Regions from separate parts of the Homo sapiens genome. Here region 1 is linked to region 2. Evidence: chromatin loops called from intact Hi-C (ENCODE). Cell type or tissue: heart left ventricle. All regions are shown on one strand. Links, peaks and the distances in the headings refer to the core of each region. The heading gives the core; the rest is flanking DNA.

Region 1 (16,814 bases), core at 8,815-16,814, 70 kb before region 2:
TTACTTCTGCCAGAGAGTCTTACAGCTTCATCCATCGTCTGTCCATTGATGGGTCATAAGGGTCTTTCTTGGGGGCTGTATATTGAGCCTCAGCTGCAAGAGTTCGGTGTTATCGAGAATAATTAACAATTGACATTCACAAATTAAAATTACCCTATCACTGGACTTAACTGGAGATGCTAATGCATACACATTGCTCACAAGTTTTTCTGAAATGCACTTGGCTTATTCCTTTACACTCTGATCCCTATTCCGACCCCTGCCCTACCCTGGGTTCTTTTCGTAGGGTAAAGTGAGCCATAGAATCTTATATCTCTTTTAAAGGGGTAATGATCAGAAGAAATCTCAAAAGTTGCTGATTTATACCTATTTGCTACTTTTTAAACCTTCCTTCCTTGGAAGACAAGGCAAAGAGCTTTTTTTAGCTTCCTGGTATTTTATCTGCTTTCTAATTTTGTTTCAACAATGATGTCAATTAGTTTGACATGTCAGTAACAGCCTTTCTGTCTCTTATTAGAGTTTATCTTTTTAGCTAAGATTCAGTGGTTTTTCTCACCAAGTCTCTTGAATTGTGATTTCATTACCTTTGATTTCGATTTTTGTTTGTTTGTTTGTTTGTTTTTTGGTAAATTTTTCCCAAACAGAAGCTACATAATAAAATTACTGCATCTTTGGAAATAAATTGTGCTCTGCCTGGGAATAATATTTTTATCAAATCCTTTTATCTTAGGAGTTCTGTAATGTTGCTTCAGTGATATTTGGAGTCAGGATGTAAGAAATAAGATGTGGCCTTAGATGAAAATCCAATTGGGAAAAGACATTGGTTCTGTCACATGTTAGATATGTAAAATTTGTTTAGATATTCTAGATAAGGAAATTACCTATCTACCTTATAATGTTGTGAAGATCAATTTAGATATATATTTGATTCTATATAAACTTTAGGAATGTATATAAGCATTTCTGGGGTCCCAGATAGGTAGGTAAATGGGTAAATCATAGTACAATGTAGGGTTATATAAGAAATTAGAACAAATGAGGGAATCAAGGAAGAATGACGAGGGCCACAGAGAGAAGATGATATGTGGATGAGATCATGAAGGATGATATCCTGGGGTGGGTGGTGCTGGATGGGAATAAATTCTAGGCAGATTCTAGCATGTCCACTGACCTGTCGTTGTGGAAGACCAGGAGAGATGAGATGCTCAAAATGAAGAATTAATTGTGGTGAGTGGATCCAAGTGGTTCTGCCACAATGCCTTCTCTCATCGATTGTCTCACCCATGGCCCCATCTAAGGGAGCATGAGGGATAAGCACCTGACTCAAAGATGGCTTATTTGTAGGCTAACCAGGAGCACTAAAGCAGCTTGGTTGTAAAGGTTTTACCTATTAGGAACCAATCTGGCTTGCTTCTTGAAAGACAGAGAAGGGAGCAGTGGAGAGGGCAGTAGTAAACTGTGGCCAGAGAAGCCTATGTAGGTCATTAGAAGAGAAATTGAGGATGGCTGTTCCCTTGACATGCTCCAAATCCTGGGGACTCCCAAATTCCAGGCCATGTTTTACCTTATAGTAAGCTCTCTTTTCATAAGGCAACCTGTGTGAATTTCTTCCCGAGAGTCAAAATGGCTTACCCAACTGATCAAAGGGATATGGAAGAGATGTTAATCTGAAAATTTATTCCTGAGGTAGAGTCAATAGGAGTGACTGATTTATTAGCTGTGAGAGAGGAATTCCCTAAAGAAGTGGACAAGGGTGCTTTCCTTCTTACCAATCATTATTTTTATTAATATATTTTACAAGACTGTGGTCGAAATAATATTAAATACAAATTTTTTATACAGAAAGTGTAATAAAGTTAAAATAGTTCCTTGTAATTCATAGCATTATTGAAATGCTTACAAAATTTTTGCATAGAGTGTGCAAGGATTGATGTTATTCAAAACAAAACTAAAAAGCTCTTCTTACATCACACCCAAAACCAGAGAAAAACCAAACCAAAAATAATCCAAAGGCTGAACTCAATTACTTTATGGGAATGGGTTTTTTTTTTTTTTTTTTTTCAAAATCTCCAAGCAAATGGGACTTCCATGACCTCACCATTTTGGTTAAGAACATCAGAATCCGGCTTCTTCAGAAGCGCATCTAGCCAGCATAATGATGGATAGCCTCTGCCTTTTCCTTCTAAAACACGACCTCCTTAAGAAGTATGTCTCAGCTTCTTCATAATCTCAAAAAGGGAGAAACCTGACTGGGGGAGGTGGTTGATACATGAAAAACTTTATTCCCTCCGTCACAGACTAGATAAAAATTAATTTTGTGTTCACTAAATTTAGATGTGCCGACACTTCCCTTTACTTTTCTAGAATCTTGCATCTCTTCCAGAGAGCTAGATTTCTGGCTCTGGTAAGGTTAGTCCTATGAGACCCTTTAATGGTATCTATTCCTGGCTTGCCATTTGGATGTCTTAAACCATTAAAAAGGAAATCCCTGACTGACTTACTGTAGAGTCGAGTCTTTTTCATTTTTGGCTCATCCTTTTACTAAGGTTTTGTGGTGGGTTGTTGAACCAGGAAAGCACTGGCACTGGGGCTGAGTCTTTTGGGTATGGTGAGGAGCTCTATCCACAATCCTGCCAGAGGACCAGATATGTGTTGTGGAAAAAGCACATCAGAGAGGGATGGACCCCAACCTCTTTGCTGCTGTGGCCCTCTAAGCTCTGGGTGAAGGCAGGTTGACAGCAGGGCTTTAACAAGGGCATTATGGTTTCTAATCTTTTTGCATGATCCCTGGCTGAGTTAATTCTTCAAAATGACTTTGTCTTTTTAACTCTTACAGATCAAACCCTGATCCCTTTGCTTAGAAGATGAAAGCATTCCAAAGAAACCAAGCTGTAAGGAACTTCAGATGCACTCATTTTCTCCCTTCCTAGTTGAAACACCACCAAACCTCATTGCTGAATCTAGGATGCCAGTGTAAAATACACAGGTTCAAAGTTAAAGGGTGCCACTTTAAAAATAAGAACTGGCAAATGAGTCTTATTTCCAACTCAGATAAATTGGTAGTAACGGCCTGAGTGCTCTGGGGAGGAGAATTCTGCACCTGGGGAAGGGTATGGCCCATTAATGATGGCTGCCAAGGTGTGAGGCCAAAGACATTACAGGACCAGAGTGGTCAGCTCAGCTCTGACATTGTATGCCTAATGCAGTCAGTGAGTCCCTGGTAGTTCTTTCTTATAGGGAAACAGAGACAATGATAGAAATGAGCTTCCCTCTATTTGATCGCTTCCTTGAGTTTTGCCACAAGTAAAGGTAAAGAAGAATACTGACCAAATAGTGTCAAAGATCAAAAGTAAGATATTTGTCTTTTGAAGGGAAGTATAAAGGAAAGAGATGTATGTGTGCAGAAATGCTGACTTGTTTAGCCACACACACAGATAACTGAGTATTACAATTTTTTCCTAAATGTGAGGCTAACAACCCAGGTATTTTCCGGTCTTTTTTTTTTTTTTTTAAGCTTGACCTAAGCATACACAGAAAAAATTAATATTTTTGTTGTTGTTCTAGATTCTATTATTCAGGCAGGCTTTCTATATTTTCCCCTTAGGTATCTATACTTTAGTATAGATGCTGTCACTGTGAGAGACTACAGAAAGCAGGGAAAATAGAAGTTCTATAGCTTCATCTACCAAGGAAGATCTAGTTTAAAACCTAGTAGGGGACATGTCCCAACAACTTGAAAATTAGTTTGACATGTGGTGACTTTATAGCATAGTGGTCAGGAGTTAAACCTACATTCCAGCTCTGCCATTTTCTAGGTAGTGGCTTTGGGCAAGTTTCTTAGCCACTATAAGCCTCAGTTTTCACATCCGAATATTGGAACTATATTAAAACCCAACTCAAAGGATTGTTTTGAGGATGAAATAGGAGAATGTATGTAAAATGTTTAGCACAGTGGCTAGCAATAGCTCAGTGAATATTAATAAATATTCTTAAAATTGAATAATAGAATACAACTCTTCCCATGTCTTCGGGTAGCTTCAGATCCAGGAAAATCTCTTACGTTTTGCAAGATTTTGTGGGGTGGTTCTTTTTGGGGAGAAGTTTCATAGATTGGCTCAGATTGTCAAAAGAATCTATGGCCCCCCAAAATGTTAGAACCCCATGAATTAGATGAATATGGGAACTAAAGAAACACTGTCTTCCTTGTTGACAAGTGTCGTCTTCCTGCCCTCAGACAATCCTTTGGCTACAAGTGTTCCCATGGAACCTAATAGACCAGTTTGGAGTTTCTCGTTTTATGAAATCCTGAGCTATCTCTGATTTCACCAAAAAACCCCAAATGTAGAAGTAGGATGTGAAGCCATTGGAAAGTGAGGGACTATTAGACAACTCTAGGCATGTGGGGTGGATTTTAAATCAAGCAGATGTTTTCTTTTCTCTTCTCGCAAAGAAGTCGGCCTCATATTTGTGTTATTAAGCTGACCTTAGCTAATGTTCAGTGATGAAGCCAAATTCACTCACTTACTAGTGAGGCTGTCCACATACTTAATGAGGCATTTGGAACCCCACTCTGGCTTCCTACTGCAACAGGTGGATTTAGACAGTAAACATGCTTCTCGATTACAGTGGCTGTTTCTTTGTTCTATTCCACCTGCATATCTCAAAATGGGTGATGATATTACTGCTTGCTGGGCTGAAGTTGAGGAGCAGCAGTGAGCACTGTTGTTGGAAGGTTTGAGACTGTTTATTGATGGATTTGATAGCATCATTAACACTGTATGATGACATCACACTTACTATTGCATCAAGGGCTCATGACATTCTTGCTCTTTCTCAAATAAGGATGCTCATTTCCTCCTATTCTGTCAATATCTACAAAAGGAAGGTAGGGGGAGAACCAAAGAAAACAGCATGTGTGAGCATGAGTTGCCCCAAAAAGGTTATTTTCTTTTACATGTATGCTCTAACAATACTCAAAAGGAGGACCTCCCACAAGTAATTATTTTCCCTTTGCCATTCAAACCTGCCTTGAGAAATTTCAGGGACTCCCTTATGAAGAAAGCTTTTAAGAACCATAGAAATCACATTGCTTTTGAAAGTGCGAGCGTGTGTGGTGTGCTGTGCTGGCTGAAGCAGCAGGCTTCAGACTGCTTTATCTCTTATCAGTGGTTTGGCTTTGTGCATGAGAAATTCAGAGGCAACTGTATAATTTTAAATTCCGATTACCACAAAGAAAGAGAGGCATCTGACATCCCAATGCCGTGGCTTTGACTATTTTAATGGAAATATGTTGGAACTAGGGGAACCTTCCACCACGGAGATAGTGATGAAAGACCACAAGAAAGACATTTTATCTTTGAGATAAAAGGCCTGTTTTCGAAGGTTGTTTCTTATATTATAACTTTTTCCCAACCTGCTACTAGGGCACTATGCAAATGTATCATTCCAGGAGCTGTTTCCTTATCCTTTTCATGCCTAAGATTTCTTGGGACAGGGGGAAGAGGGAGAACTGGTCTTGTTTAATGAAATTTTTGACCTTTCATAGAGCCTTGAAAAATCAGTATCAGGTGCTGGAATGGATCTATTTACCTTTTTGGTCCAAACTTCATACTACCTTTGGCCTTTATAAAATAAAGCAAGATACTCTGATCTAGCTGCTGCCAGTTTATTTCAACTGTTTCCAAATAAAAGGCTGAGGGATTCCCTTAAGTGACTTTGATTAGGGTCTGGTAAATGGGGGTCATTTACATTTAAAAAAAATTCCTTCCTCCCCACCATGATACTCATACTTCCAGAGTCATCCCTAGCTGATACTTTTTTTTTTTTAAGCGATATTGAGTATGAAACCCTGGATGAGCAAAAGGGATCTTGACCAAAGGGATAAATGTCTGATAGGAACCTGCCTTACCACACACAAGCAGAGATGTCAGAATATGTCTTTTCAAAATATGTTTTTGTTGTTGTTGTTATAGTTTTTTGCATTCCTTCTACACCAGAGAATGAAGACCCAGATTCTTAGAAATAAAGCCAAACTGGCATTCATCTGGTTTCTCACAGCATCAGTTTGATAAAAAGAATTTCACTGTATTTTTTTTGTCCCCATGTATTTTGCTTTTTCCAATACTTCCAATTATTTGTTGGTCTCACTAACTCTTCAAGCCTGGTGTGGCTGTAGGAACAGTAAGCACAGTGGCGGTGTTGATAACTGACGTGATGTGGGCTAAACAGACATGTTAAGTCAAAACTATTCTCTGGAGGACCATGGAATGGGCATCCCTCTAGACTATGGGAGGGTGAAGTGGAAAACTTTAATGAATATAGACAGCAGAAAGAGCCTACAGGAAACAGATTCTAAGGTTGAACCACAGGGTCCCCTACTTCACTCTCATTACACAATGATGCTGACCTGCAGAACCTGGTATGGTCTATCAATTAAGGGTCTTGGAGGATCATAACTTTCCTTTTCCATTAAGCTTCCACTAATCCCATCCTCCCTGTTCCCAGGCATCCTCTGAGCCTGTGTTTCTCTGGCAGGTGGATCAATTACTTCCACATGTCTTGGAAGGCAGGCTTTCCACATGTAACATAAGGAAGGGCTTCCTTCCTGAAAGACTTTGCCAAGTAACTATATTCCCAAACCTACACAGAAATGTAAGCTTACTCCCTGCTGTTTGGAAATGTGCTTTCTTTCCTGCTATATCCAATGCATACCACAAAAACCTCTAGGTCAGGGGTGAGGAAACTTTGCCTGTAAAGGACTAAATAGTAAGTAATCTATGCTTTGTGGGATACATAGTCTCTGACACAACTACTCCATCCTGCTGCTGTAGTGTAAAATCAGAAAACATGTAAATGAATGTATGTGGCTATGTGACAATAAAACTTTAACTACAGGAAAAGGTGGTAAGTCAGATTTGGTTTCCAGGTCATAGTTTGCCCACCTCTGCTCTAGGGTCAAACCTTAAGCAAACTTTGGTCTATAGTTGCTGGATATGCGATGAAAATTATCCAAAGAGAAAATGACCTAAAGGATGTTCAAAGCCAGTTCAAGTTTATCCCTTGGGTAACATAACAATTATAAAGCCACATGTCAGGCTTTTACCTAGGTAGATGTCACCATAAGGGCTTTTGAAAACCTCTGTGATACTCGAATAGTTTCCCAAGACTTCTATGACTTCTTGAGCAGATATCAAATAGAAGTAAATGTTGAACATATTTGGAAATCAGTTTTTAATTTGTAAAAATCTTCTGAACAATATTAACCTACTAGAACTTCTAGTATATTGAAGGTTCATTTGGATTCTTTGTTATGATACCAGCTGTTTAATATACCCAAAGGTGCGATTGTCTAGAAAATGTCATATATAAAGATTAGAAAGAATCTCATTTTTTAAAAAGTAGGCGTTAGTAGATTTTTAATGTAAAAGCTCCCCGCCGGCCCCCAAGAATTCAGGTAAAATTTTTTCTCTTGACCACTGACAAATATTCTAGTTTGAGGGTGTTGGGATAAAAAGATGTACATTGAGAAACTTATAATGCATACCAATTTCCAAAATCTGAACAAAATGCATAATTTAACCCATATCAAATTTCCTGCTTATTACTTTGTATACTGTGGTCACTTAGCATAAATGAAAAATTGAATGTTATGTCTGTTCCCAATAGGTACTTGATTTATATGGTTGATTGCTCTTATTTTTATTCTGTTTGTGATCTCACTACCCTTAGGATTAAATTTTGCATGTGGGATCACACCAGTCTCTTTTATTGGCATGAAACTTGTGGTGCTAATCTCATTCCTTCACGTGGTGATTAGAACAAAATCTAAGCAAAAACGTTCTGGGAACTTTTTGCTTTTTTGTCATCTAAAGATTAATGAACTTCAGATGGCAAAATGCAAAGACAGTCTACTTTAAAAAATCACCTGTCTTAACCTATCTAGCCACAAATGACTTTGTAGCTATCATTGTTTATCTGAATGATATGGGATAGGTGCTCCTAGTAGCCAAGGAGGGCGTTTCCTGGCTTGGAAAAACCCTGTATTGATACATACAGATTCTGGCAACATGGCCCTATGGAATATTAATTATACTGATCCAGCGTAATCTGATGTCTTTTATGGTTTTCCTTTTTAGACCTTAGTGCTACAAACCAACCAATCACGGGGTCTCACCCCTAAGAGTGACCAGCCCAACTCTTCTGCATGAGATATTGAACAAGAGTGCTTGGAGTGAGTCTGGGGTCTGGACGCCAGCAGCATCACTGGCCAGGCTAGGACCCACGCCGCTGTCCCCCACCATCTACTTCTAAGTAAGTGACTAAGCAACACACAGCTTGCTTTTACATCCCATGTGTGCAAATCTCAGCCTGATGCTTGAGTGTCATCTCAAAAAATATCAAATCTTTTATTTCTCTCCTATCACAAAACTTCCCTTGCTTGTAAAGTAAGAAAAAGTAAAACCTTGTTGAGGGAAAAGAAAAATCCAAATGCCACCCAGGCCTACAAATACTACTTCATTTAGGCTTGCAGGGCCACTACTTTCCAAATGGCATCCAGGACTGTCTAAGCCAGTGATGAGTTCATTCTGGGCTCTTTGAAATCCACATCATCTGCCAGCCATTTGGCTTGTCTATCAGCTTTTAAGATGTCCAGTCATAACTAAGTCATTCCCCTCCAATCACCCAAAGTAAACTATAGGTAACAAGATAAATAAGATGTGCTTCTCCTTGCTGAGTGCATTGACTTAAGGCATAGGCACATTTCCCCCTCTTTGAACAGAGATGGTGTAATCCCCTGTCCCAGCACAAGAGCTGGCCAGGGTGACCCTGGAGCATGATGATGAAGGTGGGGTGATGAGAGGTAGCTGATGGCGGGAATGAGGTGCTGCTTCCACATACAGGGAAGCAGGTACTGCTGGGCCTCAGGGGACACAGTGATTCTCATAAAGACACTCAGTTTGTATTATCTTTCAGTGCACAATTCTGGTGGCATGTAGTGCTTCTTAGAGAAAACACAATAGTGGCTTTAGGAATATGAATATCCCGGCACTGAAAAAATATATAAGAAGAACAAAGTCAGAGAGTTTGTGAATGCCTTTAAAAATAAAGGGCATGTTTTGACATTTCCCACCAATCCCAAGAAACATGGTAAACATAATTAGGTTCCTTATGCTACTCTTAATTAGACTTCCAGGCTTCTTTTGGGGTAGGAGTTCTGCTCTTAGGGATTTTGATTGACCTGATCATTGTGGGTTGAAATCTTTTGGTTAAAGTCAGAAGTGAGAACAGAACAGCTTTTAAGCCATTTTTCCCTTAAACAGAGACATATCACCCGTTTGTTCATTGCCCATCAGGCCATTAAGTAGCTTCCAGCTCACTGAGGAACAGCTGTTATCTTATTTTGTGCTGATTTACAGCTCCTAATTTGACTGTAGGAGAATCTGTGAGTTTGGAGGGAGCAAGATAGCAGAAGTTGGGTGAGCAGTTCAAAATTTGCTGAAATTCATCCTCCTCATTCATTCAACTACAAAAACCCCAATATGTCTGGTAGCCAAGGTAGGCCAGCCATTTTGAATTCCTACGGCTGACTTCTACAGCATTGCCAGTTCCTAGCTTGAAGAGGGGGAAGTTAGCCAGCCTTACTAAAGCTAAAACAGGAAATCAAATGCCTATTTTTGATACAAAGGTCTCAGAGCTTGAGTGCGACTGAGATTCCCGCCATCACTCCCTCGTAATGACACTAAAAGAGAAGATATGCTGCTACTCGAATATCTAGATGAAGATTCTGTCAGTGTTTAATACGCTGTGTGATTCTGAATGGTCTGGGGAATGTTGGGACGGATGTGTGTTTAGATTTCTGTCACTCAGGTGGTGGGGATGGGATGGAAAATGACAGTGGATATCGCAGGGTCACCCATGGTTCCTTTTGTACTGAAACCTCATTTTATACAGAGGATATATATATTTATTTATATATATTTATATATATTTATATCCACCCACACACGCGAACACACTCAAGCACGCACACACACGTACACATACACACAAGGTCTTTGATAGGCTTTCTGTGTTCTAGTAAAAATAGCTGGCAGCCAGTGTCTAAAGCCAAAAAAGGCCTTTATGCTGCCAACAATGTCCACTATGGATAGTCTTTCAGAGGCAGACACTTGTGTTTATCTGACAAGTGGACCCAGCTCCTGCCTGAGACAGGAATAATCTCCCATTGGCGCAGACGCAGATCTCGAAGACCTTCTGCCTCGTTCCTGTAGGCGTGTAGGATCCATGAGGCAGTCTAGGTAGCCTGATTTTCGCAGCATCTAACTTAATCTAAAGACAGAGAATAGGAAGGAAAGCATTGGTCAGAGGCTGTCGTCTCTTCTCTTGACATTCAGAAACAGCAAGTGAATGTTCAATTCAACTGAAATCTAATGAGCACCTACTATGTGTTGATTATTTTTGGTACTGGGGATTTGGATACCAACAAGATGGAAAGTCTCTACCTTCACAGAAGCTTAGATTCTAGCAAGATAATGCTGCATTGATCTATGTTAGCATTTTGCAAAAAAATGTCATACAGAATGTAAATAGAGTCCTAGAGTCAAATAAATGTGAAAATGTGACATTTAACAATTTTCTTTACTATGGGACTTCCCAGATCCTACTATGACTGTGTGCAAGGTGAGTGTTCAAGAAGAGAATAGAGTATGTAACATTTTCCAACTTTTAAATGCTAGTGAGCCTTTCTGCTTTTTTTTTTTCTAACAATTTATGGGGCTGATGGTCTATAGAATATACTTTGAGAAAAACATGCCTATAAAAATATGCCTATAAAAATAAGCAGTTGTGGAAGCTGCCATTAGATTTACGATTATAACTGATTCCTCCAGAGTTCAAATTCTGATAGCTATAAACTGCATATGTGAGGTAGCCACTATTTTTATATGTGTGTGGTTTGCAGTTTGTAGCTGCTTGAAGAGGCAGTTGTGATAACTGAATGTTCTGACTATCTCTTCTAAAACAAAATAGGAAATGCCATACCAATCAAAAGGGGGACTTTTATATCCATCGAGTGGATGTATAGAAGCAGGTAGAGACTGATAACCTCTCTCATTGAATAGTCAGGTGGAATAGCATTTTTCTTAAAAAAAAAAAAACACACAGATTTTTTAACTCTATGATTAAATAGCAAAGTTCACTTATGAGCACTTTGAAGGCATTTTTAAAAGTTTACAGACAAATCACATTTTGGGTGTGGGTAGTAATTGGCTTGTCTTGCTAGCAAAAACACAAGCAGCATTTCTGTTCACCCAGCTGGGACTGTGTTGGCATAAGAGAATGAATATCTGCAGTGTTTCATTCCCTTGCTGCCTAGTCTTACCCTATAAAGTTTTGGCTTGTTCTGGTTGGGACAGCTGTTCAATCTGCCTCCCCATTTTCAGTGAAAACAGAAACATGTGACACAAAGTAATGACAAGTAAATTAAGTTCATCTTGAGCCAGATGTGTATAATATATACAGCTTAATTATGTTGGCTAACAAAATCTTATTTTAAGGTGACAAGAGAGAATTTGAAAATAGCATTCATTTTCATGGTCATATAATTCTGTACTTGGAATACATGCCATTATCTCTGCATTTTACAAATAAGAAATCATCACTTTGATGGATTGTGGGTTTGGCTTATAATCATGCTGCTCAATTAATTGTTTCAGAAATAAAACCTGCTTGGCTCCTTTTGTTGATACACTGTAGGATCCAACTCCGAGGTCAACCAGTTATGGGAAGGGTTGGCCTGTTGAAGCTGTAGCTCTTTGAACTTCTGTCCTTCTCATCCCTCACCTCTCCATCTTTGGATTCCAGTCTCAGCTCTGTCCTGCAGGTGGCTTCCATATTGCCAGCTTCTGCATTGATTTCCACTCCTTTTGGGGCCTCCATCACTAGAGACCGGGTTGGGGACTCCAACCTGAAAAACACCCAAGATCGTCAATAAAGATCCCTTTTTCTTTTTAATAAATACAAAAGGAAGTTCATGCTCAAGGACATTAACAAAGCATTCCAGTATTTGATCAGAGAATTTTTTAAAGTTTTGCTTTACAACCTGGTCAAGTTTATGACAGGGAGCATAATAAGTCTAGGCTTTATCTTCATTGCATTTTACAAAGGCTGTAAGGAAAGTGTTCTAGGATCCTGGTTTCACTTGATCTTATATCCAAGTGTTGTTTTATTGGTATAATTAATCAAACTCATATAAGCTTTTTTTTTTTTTTTTTTTTTTTTTTTGTAAAAGTAAGTCAATCCCGGATCTAAACCGAGCTTCCTGGAATTGGTAGGTATCCTTTCTACTTTGTCCTGCTTCTGTATCTTCCATGGAGGCAGAATCAGATAGAGGTTAAAAAAATGGGTCTAGGAGTCTGACATGCTTGGAGTGAAGCCATGGGGTGGCCACTAAATGACCATGGGTAAGTCTTTCTTTACCTCCTCTTTCCTTTCTAAAATCTCTTAAAGCCTCAGTTTCCTCATCTATAAAGTGCTTCAAATAGTGCCTGACACAATAGAAATGCAAATATGTATTATATATTACTATTACTGCTGTTACTATTGTTACAATACCAACCAATCATAAGAAAGCCTCAGGCCTTAACCTTCAATGCAGCTGTCATTTCTGCACTGCAGAGAGGGTCAGTGGTTGCCAGGGGCTGGGAGGGGAGGTGGTCTGACTGCAAAGGGACAGCATAAGGAAAACATGTTTTGTGTGACGGAACTTGATTGCAGTGGTGGTTACAGGTCTCTATGTATTTGTGAAAACTTGCAGATGAGTGAATTTTATGGTATGTAAGATAAAAAATAAATCAAGAGAATCAGCCACATTCTATGCTAATTATGATGGCAAAACAGGATAATACTCCTTAGGAGGAAGCTTTTTGCCTAATTCATATAATGAGAAAAACATTAACTGAAACTCAACCATCCCCTAAATATTCTAATTTTATTTTTCTTTTTCTTAGAAACAGGGTCTCACCCTGTTGCTCAGGCTGGAGTGCAGTGGCACAATTATAGCTCACTGCCATTTCAAATTCCTGTGCTTAAGTGATCCTCTGGCCTCAGCCTCCTGAGTAGCTGGGTATGTGCCACCACGGGCAGCTAATTTTTAAATTTTTTGTAGAGATAGCGTCTTGCTATGTTTGCCCAGGCTGGTCTCAAATTCCTGGGCTCAAGTGATCTTCTCTCTTTGGCCTTTCAAAGTGCTGGGATTACAAGCGTGAACCATCATACCCAATTGATTTTAATACTATTACCAGATAGGAATGTATGAAGATCCTCCTCTCTGTTACAAAGAAAGTATCCTAACGTAGGAACGGAGACCTCAGCAATGGTTCTCAAAACACTCTGATCCAGACCAATTTCCTGAATTTAATTTCAGTGCTTCTAACTTTCAGACACCTTAAACATGTTAAAAAGGAACCTCATTCTCCTTGCCCACTATTGATTCTTTGTTCTGTTTTTGCCACTGCCTCTGAGTAGGGTAAAGCCTCTTGGGCCTCAGTAAGTGGCAAACAGAGCAAGCTGACCAGTAAGATCCACTACGGAGCAACCCCCAGCCACATTGCACAAATGCCAAGAGAGAGCTCATCCACATTTTTCAGGTCTAGGTTCCTGAGGATTGCTTCCAGGCAGCAGCCTTCTCCCTTGAATTGTCCCCCCCTACAATGACTCAACTAAAATCATCAAGAGAAGCAATAGTCCTGGAGTACTTACGAAAGGATTGGCCTGAGTTTCTATGTAAATAATTTTTTCTTCTGTGGTCTCACCCCTTTGGGTGTGGCAAAAATCCTCCACTCCCCACCTCCCCTCCTCTTAAGACCTTCACCAGGTTGTGCTGAACCAGGTGCAGTTCTGCCCATTATTGTGGTTCATCTCATTTGCATTTGGTTTGATAATGTCAGTGCAACAGGGAGAGGGACTCAGTAGCAGGACAACAGAAAGTGATGTCTGTGCAGTACGGCCTGGTCTAGAACCTTAATCCAACTAACTGGAGCTGCCCCTGTGCTCTTGACTCCCTCTCACTTTTGAGATATGAAGATGGTTTTTTTTGCCATTCTCTGTGTTTTCTCTCCTATACAGTCTGATTGATGCACACAGTTTATCCTAAGTTTTCTAACTGCTTCTGTTTCCACTAATGTCGATACCTTTCTCCTTGTAGGATGAGTTTGTGCTTTTACTATACTTCCTGCTCACCTCTTACCAGTGTCACTGCCATCATCCCCCTTGCCAAGGTGAGAGTCCTCCTGTCATCTTTTCTCTTTCTTCCTTCTTCCCTCAGTTAACACGTCTTTTAACTCAGAACTTCTCCGTTTTCAGAATCAAGCCATGGAGTGGCCACTAAATGACCATGGACAAATCTTTCTTCCTTTCCCTCCTCTTTTCTTCCTAAAATTTCTTAGAAGCATTCTCAAATGTGAGCATGAGAATCACCAGGAGGGGGTTATGAAAGGGTTGCCTGTAACCCGGACTATTGTAACTGTGTCTCAAGTTTTGTCTCTAGTTTTTCCTTTTTCCCAATGAACTTCACACAAAAATATATCTTCCCGAAATAAGTTTTGAATATGTTACTTATCAAAACTTGTAGAATATGTTCTACAATTTCCTTAGAAGAGATCTGAACTCCATTTAGAATTTGTTCTGATCTGTTTTGCTGGTCTTATTTCTTGCCTTAAACATCAGCTATGTGTTATTGGGGGGTTTGTTACTAGGTGGTGACACTGCTAATGTGTTATCTCATTTAATCCTCACCAAAACCTATCAATCTGGTGTTTCTATAGTCCTGATTATACAAACAAGGAATCTATGGTACAGTGACTTGCTCATGGTTATACTCCTAGTAAAATGGCAGAGCCAAGATTTGAATTCAATTTAGTGGACTCCAAAGCTAATATTTGTTTATACCATATTAGTTCCAGAATAACTGTATTTCTTTCCATCTATTGTATCTTTACCCCTATTTTCTGTAATCCTTTCTTCAAGAAGTTAATGCTTAAATTTCTAAAACCAATCTATGTAAACAATAGTGAGGTAATAGTAGTATATATGGCTGGGTGATGCATACTTCATGGTTATACAGTATTTCTTATAACTTATTTAAACGGTCTACTTCAGCAATATCAAATTTAGGATATTTGGAATGTGTTCAAACTTGGTACATAGAGTTCAAAGTGAATGATTCAATATAAACAGAATAGTTTGGTGAAAAAGAAAGCTTGAAATAGAAAAAAAGTATGGAGCTTACAGAGCTTTATCAGATGCAGGACTGGCATTTCAGACAGGCATTAGAATTCGCTTTATTCTTGCCCACTGCCTAGGCCTCTGAGATTAGCAGGAGGGACCCAGGCCGGAGAGGTAGACTCAGAAATGACTCCTGCCTTTCCCCACATCTCAGCCATGAAAGAACCAGGGTGGTGAGAAAGGGCACTACTCTGAAAGTGTCCTATTGTGAAAGGCTGCAACAAAATAGAGATGATGATTTCCTGGAAGCAGTGACAAAAAAGGTAACTGGCTTTCTGTTTTACAGCCCAGCTTAATGTCCTTTGATGTTCAAGCAGACTTAACAGAAGTTGTTCACACGCTAGTCTTTCCACTGAGATAAAGCTCCTTGATATGGTTTGGCTGTGTCCCACCCAAATCTCATCTTGAATTGTAGTTCCCATAATCCCCACGTGTCATGGGAGGGACTTGGTGGGAGGTAATTGAATCATGGGGGTGGTTACCCCCATGCTGTTCTCATGATGGTGAGTTCTCATGAGATCTGATGGTTTTATAAGAGGCTTTCCCCCTTCGCTTGGCACTTCTCCTTCCTGCCACCTTGTGAAGAAGGTTCCTTGCTTCCCCTTAACCTTCCACCATGATTGTAAGTTTCCTGAGGCCTCCCCAGCCATGGGGAACTGTGAATCAATTAAACATCTTTCCTTTATAAATTACCCAGCCTCGGGCAGTTCTTTATAGCAGTAATAAAATGGACTAGTACACTCCTACCAAAACCCTGTGGAAACTGCAGAGAGCATCACTCCTGAAGTGATGTCCGTCAACCTCTGCCCATAAATTAATGACCACAACACAATTGTTTAGATGGCATGTAGTAAGGAAAAATGGAAGGTTTCCTCCTGATGGGAGTGGCAGTTAAGGGTCCTGCTGACTCTTGGAAATGAACACTACTTCCATTAGGAGAAACTGCAACCCTCTCAGAGGAGAAAGAAGAGCCTCACTGAAGAGATGCAGAAAGGAGGAGTGGCCAGGAAGGGTGGGGGCCGGAGCTGGGCCGGGCCAGGCTGTGCCATATCTTCAAGAAGAATGGTTCTCAAATGTGAGCATCAGAATCACCTGGTGGGCTTGTGAAAACAGTGCTGGGTCCACCCCTAGAGTTACTGATTCAGTAAGTCTAGAGGGGTGCCCACACATCCACATTTGTAACAAGTTCCCAGGTGATGCTGATGCTGCTTGTTTCGGCGGGCCACACTTTGAGAAGCACGGCTCTAGTCCAAGGGTCATAAACTCAGGTGCCCCCACCAAGACTAAATAGGTGATGACAGTGAGTAACCCATGAGAAAGCTGTAAGTAAAATGACATTCCCAGAACAGTAACATGGTATGTGGCACTGGCCTAAATGTGAATGAGGCGATGGAGATGCTGTCTACGGGGACAGCTGCTCTTCTATCTAACCTGGCCAGTGGTTGCCAGGGCTTCTGATTTTAGTGTTTTCTAATTTAAAATGTTTTGAATTTTGATCTGAATTATTAAATTTTATGAATAGACACAAAATA
Region 2 (8,000 bases), core at 1-8,000:
CTTCCTAGGTTCAAGCGATTGTCCTGCCCCAGCCTCCCAAGTAGCTGGAATTACAGGCACCCACCACCACTCTTGGCTAATTTTTGTATTTTTAGTAGAGACAGGGTTTCACCATGTTGGCCAGGTTGGTCTTGAACTCCTGACCTCAAGCAATCCACCCACCTTGGACTCCCATAGTGCTGGGATTACAGGAGTAAGCCATTGCACCCGGCTCTGGATCTCATTTTGACTTTCAAAGACTACAGTATCCTTGCCATCTCCTTAACCATCTGACTTTAACAGTCATCCTATTTTTTCCCATACAACTGACTTTCATGTTACTAAATCCAATATACTATTCTTGGATTTCATTTTCCTTGGCATCTCTGCTACATTAAACCAATGATTTTCTCCTTTCTGTGCTTCTGAAATTGCCTTCTAACTCTGTTTATTGTATACTCCTTTTCTTCCTCTTAAAAGTAGACATTTACTAATGACCTGGCTATGTCTTCTATTTATAATTGTTTTCCTGACAATAACTTTTATTATTATGGCATCAACTCTCACATCTAAGCAGATGAGCTTCTGCTTAGATGTGAGAGTTTGTGCTATCTGTAACTCCTGGGCAGAGTTTCTGTAAGTCTGACTTCTTGCTGTACATCTCTACTCAAAAACAACTCACCAGCATACAAACCAAAGCTTAGCTTATACCACCTCTTTCTATTCCCTTGAGTGCTCACTTTTCCCCAAATTTTCCAGAAAAACTTCCAGTTTCAAGACTCATTAGCTTGGAGTCCCACTGTTGTTTTAACATCATCTGTTTTAACCACAAATTTTAAATAATAACAATAATAATACACCTTGATCAAGAGCATGGGCTCAGTAGGCTGCCTGGGTTTGAATCTCAGCTCTATTCTTTCCTAACTCCATAATTCTAGGCAAGTTTCCTTCCTCCCTGGTTCCTCTGCTCTCTCATCTGTAGAACAGGGCTAGTATAGTACTTACCTTCTAAGGGTGTACAATATGAAGATTAAGTGAATTAATATTTGTAAAGCATTTAGGACAGTGTCTGGAAGACAGTCACTTTTAAATATGTGTTTAAATAGCAACGGCATATTTTGAACATAAAAATTATGTTTTGAAAATAGCCATTTCATACACTAAAAGGGGTAATATTTTGAGAATTATTTACCAAGATATCACAGACACTACAAGACATAAGCTGTATTCTACATTTAGTTTGCTTCTCTAGGCTGCTATAAATAACAGCAAGTGTTTCGTGTCTTTATCAAATAGTTCTGGATATTTGGATGAACACATAATGACTATTTCCAGGGCTTAAGACACAGAACTGATTTGAATTCTCTCTTATCTTTAATCTTGAATAATCTTCTTACCATCCTTTCTGTCTTTTGCTTTCCTGTTCAGAGCCTCCTACCTGTCAAGTCAGAACAGCCCTGATGACCTCAACCAATTGCCAACAAACACGAAATCCCAAATTCTCAATTTGGATGGTGGGGTCTTTCATGTGCCTACACCACTGGTAATTTCATTCTCATTCTTCTGTGATCCAGGGATTATGCTTCCTACTTCCCTTTCCTTGGAGATCCAAATTTCGTCATTTTTTAAATGATAAACTCAAGTACCACTTTCCCCCTTGATCTCCTTTGCCTCATCCAAGATTTCGGGATATGATGCCTATCCCTCATATTCCTTTTTGGTATGGTACTGCCCTTTCTAGACTATGGCTTCCTTTTGTATAAAGGCTGACATTTTGAGATCTTCGGGAATTCCATGTGCCTTGCATCAGAAGGCTATCCAAAAATGTGTGTCACTTTGTCCCAAAGAAGCCCAAGGAGAGCTATCAATCTGTTTTTTAAACAACATTTTATACTTGGATTAATTTTGGATTTCGAGAAAAGTTGTAAAAATAGTGCAGGGAGTTCCTCTATACCCTTTGCCCAGCCTCCTTTAATATCACCATCTTATATAACCAAGGTACGTTTGTCAAAACTAAGAAATTAACACTGGTACAATCCCATACTATTAACTAAACTACAGACTTTATTTGGATTTTACCAGTCTTCTATGTCTTTTTGTCTTTTTAAAATGCAGGATCCAATCTAGGATAGTACACTGTGTGTAGTAACTTGTTTTCAGGTGTAAATGGACACATTATATGACTGTGGCATACAAAAGGAAAGAATACGGAATTTGTGAGAAAACCCAGGTTTGAATCAGTTTTTGAAGCACCATGTGCATAACACTGAAGAAATCAGCTAAGCTCTGAGCCTCAATGTTCCTATTTGCACAAGAGATATGATAGCCCTGGTAGGTTTTTGGCTGTCCAGCATCTATCCCCTTCTTTGCAGATTTCCTTTGGGGATTTTCTCCTCACTGAATACCATCCAACAGAGCCATCGAGTCAAGGGGTGGGGAAGGAACCCAATCTGAAATAGCCTGGCAGCCCTGCCTGGGATATGACTCTACCATGACAAAGAGGCAGAAACCAGAGTTTCTTCACTGTGATCAGACTCTGCTGGTTCCCAGGATTTCTACCTGCGAGCCTTCTGAAGCCATCTTACTTCTCTCCTGTCTCTAGGACCCTTTCCAGCCTCCTGTTAATTTGGGGAGTTTCTGACATCCTTTAAAAAAATCCCCTTTTAGGTAATTAATCAGAATGAGTTTCTGTTGTTTACTATCAAAGACCCTTAAGTAAGAGGGCAGGTGGAGTAGCTGCTGCTTGGTTATTATGAAGATCAAATGAGCTAATATCTATGAAAGCCCATCATTATAAACAGTACTTGCTGTGAATAACCTAGTGGATAAATGCATTCAGATAAAATCCATTTGGTCACTCTTTCATTCAACGAATATTTAAATTCCAAATATTTATAGGTGTCAGCCACTATGCCAAAAATAGCAACTGGTTTAGAATAATTATTGGGAGGAGGGAGAGGATCAGGAAAAATAACTAAAGGATATTAGGCTTATTACCTGGGTGATCAAATAATCAGTACAACAAACCCCCGCGACACGAGTTTACCTAATAACAAACCTGCACATGTACCCCTGAAATTAGAAGTTAAAAACAATTATCAAGACAACTCAAAGCTGAAGTGTTCTGTAGTACACCTGGCTGTGCAGTGAGATAGTGGTGTGAGTACATCTGTTGGGGACATTGGGAAGGGCTGGGGTAGGTGTCAGAAAAATTTCTCATGCTTCCTAGAATAGCTGAATGTCTTTCCTCTGGTCACTAATGCTACGGTAGTGCATACCTGGGAATTAGGCTGGTAACGAACGATGGTTACCATCCATTCTCCCTCTACCAGCCAGCAACATGGTGATCAGCTTGGGAGAAGCAAGGCTGTTGTTCCCTGGCACTAAGTAAATGGCATGTTTTTCTTGTGCTGCAACCAGCATTGGGTTCATATCAGCACAGCTTGTCAGCAAATAGCAATTTATGACACAAGTTGATGCGGAGGGAAAGGAGGGTCAGTGAATGGAAGCGTTACACATTTTCCTGGCGGAGGCTGCCTGTTTTACCAAGTACATTATCTGCTGTCTTCTTCAATGTGCGGCTTTGATAACAGTAACATTTTGGGCCCATTCAAAGTTGAGGAAAGAGAGTCTCCGATAGCTATTCAGTTCAGTGACATAATGCCAACACAAGTTGAATTTTATGCCTTCAGTAAATAGCTCACCTCCCCTTTTCTTTTTGTTCTGTCTCATGATCCTTGCCAAGTGGTTTTCAGAGAGGAAAAGAAAATAACATGGAATGAAAAGATGGGAAGCAAGGAAAGCCTGTTTCACTTGAATGTGTCTTTTTAATTCTGCTGATTTTTAGACCGCCTCCATCCCAATCTGAGCCCCCCACATTTGTGCTGGGTGGGAAGAATGCATTAAGATTCTACAGTCCTGTTAAGAGCTACTGTTGTGTGGCTTGGTTTCCTGTAATTCTGTCCCTATGTTCCTCAGCCTCTAGCCTGCCCTGCCTTTTCTGCTTAATCTGTCTTCCCACTTTGTCACAGTGGTGTATTTCTATAAATCCATTATTTCTCTGCATGCCAGTTCCCAGGAGATTGTAGCATTGTCTGGTGCGGCATGAGCATATCTGGAGCTGCTGATTACTGAAGCAGGTGCCTCTGATGGATGGTCACTGTGCAAAGAGCTGCTTGGAGCATTGGATATCCTTGAAAAATGGGACTGCCCCCAGAGGGAATCAGACACGTTAATAAATCACAGCCACGGTTGTTAAATTCTGACAGTGGCTGACAACGGGAAAAGAAATGGTCAGTTTTAAGGACTGGCCCTGTGAAGTCCTTAAAGATCAAATTCTCTTGTAGCTTTGGCTTTGCCTATAGAATTTCTAAAACAAAGCTGATCAGAGATTCAAGCAGAGCTGTCCCCGGTTACTCAAAGGAGTTACTCAAATTGGTTACCTCGAAGCACCTTGCTTAAATCATTTGATGGATCTAAAGGAAATTTAATAATCAGCTGCTGCTTTGTCCCCTAGACACTTACAAACCTGTCAGCATCTGAGTAAGCTTTGTATCAAGTACTATGGCTGTTCTGTGTTCAGCAGGGATTCTGTTCAAGGATGAAGACAGCTGGGACCCATGGTGTGCAAGATACTAGCCTGCCTAGAGAGACTATCCATCAGGGTTCTACTGCTAAATGAGACAGTGTTTGTGCTAATCACAAAGCAACCTTGGCTTCTACCAGGGCTGGAGGGCAAAGGAGGAAAAAGGTAGGAGAACAGTGGCTTTGCAGATTACCATAGTCCTGACATTTTCTGGGTACATGCCTTATGGAGAGGCCCAGAGACGAAATGACCATGTGAGGAGCAGGCTAACCTAGGGGTCTTTAGATTTATGCAAACCTGAATTCGAATGGCAGCTGAGCCATTTACATGCAATATGACCTTGGATTAATAAATTCTATAACCCCTCTAGGCCTTCGTTTCCTCATCAATGAAATGGGGATAAAAACAGAACCTACCTCATAGAACTGTTTTGAAGATTAAATAGATGTAAAGTGTTTTACACATTGTTCAATACATAGTAGCTGCTATTCTTAGTAATTCATGGAAGAGTAAAATTCTTTCAAAAGTGTTTTTTAAAAACTTTTATTTTAGGTTCAGAGGTATATGTGCAAGTTTGTTATTTAAGTAAACTCACGATAAGTCTAGTACCCAGTGGTTACTTTTTCTGCCCCTCTCCCTCCTCCCACCCTCCACCCTCAGGAAAGCCCCAGTGTCTGTTGTTCCCTTCTTTGTGTCTATGTGTTTTCATCATTTAGCTCCCACTAAAGTGTTTTTTATTCACTTAGAAGAAAGAATGTGTATGTCAGGCCTCATGGCATAAAAGAACATCAGCCCAGCTTGACTTCACTTCACTAAACATTTGTTAAGTAGGTACTGTAGATACTGGTTACTGCCAAGACACTAAAGTAAATGACAATATCCCCATTATCTCCCCAACTGTACTGTAAGCTTCTTGACAAGGCATGCATGCATGAGGTAAGCTTAGGAAGGGTTCCAAGGCAGCACATAAGCAAGCTGGAGGTTCTGTGGATAGTGAAATACCCTACATCCCTAGGAGCTACAAACTAAGGCAAAAAGATGCTCATCAGGATTGCTGATGGCCCTTTCTACTCTATGGCACTCTGCAGCTTGCTTCGTCTAATGTTTGGGAAACTTCTAAAGCATTCTAGACAGCATATGCCTAACTCCATTTCCCTGCAGGAAAGAAGCATAAGAAACTAAAAGGATCCAGGACAAAATAGAGCAACACCGACAACTTTCTAGCTCATATCAGCCTCCATGAGCTTTTTTTTCTACCATCTTCCATCTCTCCCTTTCCATTGTCTTAACACAAGCCTAAGCCTGACTTCTTTGGATAAGAGCTGCCCTTGGCCGAGTAGCCCACTTGAGTTCTTACCCTGCGACGCATCTCCCCTGGATTCTGGAGCAGCTGACTCCACTCTACCACCCATTTCCTTTCAGCATCTGCCCCTTTCCTTTAAGGGGTTTTTAATCTTCTGCTTTCAAGGTGAATGACAACTACCCCTTTGAGAAACGTTTCTTTCCCATTAAGCTTCTATATCTGACTTCTTTGTCAGCTCTGCTTCTTCCTTCTATTCCCTAAATGCGAGTATATCTTTTTCACCCTTTGTTTTTCTTTCTCTTCTGCAGATGATATCCACTGCAGCCCTGTCTTTTCTCCCTAGTACTCCTGCTTTATTGATTACTAGATATTTCTACTCACTGGGTTTTCTGCTACTTCAAAGAAAACTAAAACCGGAAATTATCCAGTTTTAAGCCCCAACCATCCCCCATAACCTTCCTATTTCTTTAGAAGCATTCCTAATTCTTTGAGGCTTGACATCTCAGAATGGTGTTATTCATTCAGTGGATACTGACTGTGATGTATTAGAGGCTGGTAAATGTAGACTGTCCTGGTCTTTTCCCAGCCTGCTGGGGGAAAGAAACAACTCAGCATGGAAATACAATACAGATGAATAATTGCTGTGATTGTATTAAAGCCTGAAATCAGTTTGGGGGTTCACAGAAGCCTTACAAAAGGAGATGATATCTAAACTGAGACCCAAAGAGTAAGAAGCAGTTATAGATAAAAGGGATACGGAAGTGTTCCAAACAGAGGACTGTTCAAAGGCCATCCAGGAAGAGAAAGCATTTGAGATTCTGGAAATAATTCACCATAGCTGGAATCTATAGCGCAGAGGAGCAAAACAGAGGTCAAGGTGTGAAAGACTATTCAACCCTCATCAAAAGCATCCATGACCATGACCTCCTGGGAGGAGCTCATGCTGCTGACTACAGCAGTGTTACACTTTCTTTCTTGTCATAGCATCCTCACTTCATCATCTTCCCCACCTCCACCACCCAGAATGCCATCCACCTTTCTACAGTTTCCTAACTCTCAGTGACATCAACTCTAGTGTAGACCACAGAGCACTAACTAGTTTGGTAATTCATAACATCTTATGTGGAAATTTACTTATTCATTCATTCATTATTCAAATGTTTGTTAATGACCTACTATGTGCAGGGCCCTGTACTTAGTACCACATGGGAATAAACAAGACAAACCTCGTCCCTGGCTTATGAATCTACAGTTTTGTACACGAGACAATCAACTAGTGAACATATGAGTTAAAATTTGTTGGGCTGTCATTTTTGTAGTTTGGTCTCAACTTTTTGTGGAGTCTCACTAAATTAATCTTAAACTCCTGAAAGTTTCCCTTGAATTAGAATAGCTATGTCATTCCATTAGATGTCTCTGTGTGCTGGCACTTTGTCTACCAAATATCATAGAGGCCTTATGAGATGAATCAATTATGATTTGTCTTTTCAGATGGAACAACTGAGCATCCAAGAGTTAAGGAGAGTTGCTCAAGATCACGTGACTGTGTAGTGACAAAGCCAGGGATTTCACTCAGGTCTATGCAAATGCAAAGTTCAAGGTATTGAATAGGGGTTTAGATGCTTTGTAACTGCTGGCTTTGTCATTCTTCTTAATTAACTTACCAGGAAGGTTTTTTGTTTTTGTCTGATAAAGACATTTGGACCTGTGTCAGGCCAGAGAAATAGAAGAATTTCTATAACTCAGCAAAATATAATGTTGTCTACAGAATTGCTCATCCCTTCTCTTAGGATTAACCATGTCGGCTGATTTGGATTTAATCTTATTTATCTCTCCTTCAACAAATATTTACTAGCTTCCATGCATTCGGCACTGTGTTTGATACTGGGGATAAAATAGAGAGGAAAGAAAAGTTACCCTGTCCGCATGATGCTTTTGGCTAATTATGGATACAAAGATGAAGGAAATACACCTAAAAGTGAATGTGCAACAAAAGCAGAAGTAAATGGGCTTGTGTCTGTTTCAAAGCTTATGTAGTTTATCAACTCAATAAAATCTTACAGCATGAACAATCCTACACTCAGGTGTTTCCTGCAATCTAATGTGGTTCATTTGATGGAACTAAACATCTAT

Evidence for each region. A loop is a pair of places that touch in the nucleus more often than their neighbours do. Peaks named below come from ENCODE experiments on the same cell type or tissue, not always from the same donor. Only the 100,000 strongest peaks of a DNase experiment are listed, where the experiment ranks them.
Region 1: a loop joins it to region 2, with 2.6 times the contacts of the local background. A loop is called at or near these places in 3 of 110 quality-filtered maps.

What each region holds. Positions count from the first base shown.
Region 1 is chr5:156,752,732-156,769,545 of GRCh38, reverse strand. It overlaps SGCD (sarcoglycan delta), which reads right to left. Exons shown (of 9, transcript NM_000337.6): 8 at 11,842-11,965; 9 at 1,758-10,329. The coding sequence ends at 10,156. Among named protein-coding and RNA genes, the nearest start is that of PPP1R2B, 89 kb to the left of the region's middle. In heart left ventricle, for the core only: no CTCF peak of the experiment used is centred there; no DNase peak of the experiment used is centred there; H3K27ac peaks cover 2,089 bases.
Region 2 is chr5:156,683,138-156,691,137 of GRCh38, reverse strand. The region is part of intron 7 of SGCD (sarcoglycan delta); the gene reads right to left. Among named protein-coding and RNA genes, the nearest start is that of PPP1R2B, 160 kb to the left of the region's middle. In heart left ventricle, for the core only: no CTCF peak of the experiment used is centred there; no DNase peak of the experiment used is centred there; H3K27ac peaks cover 5,136 bases.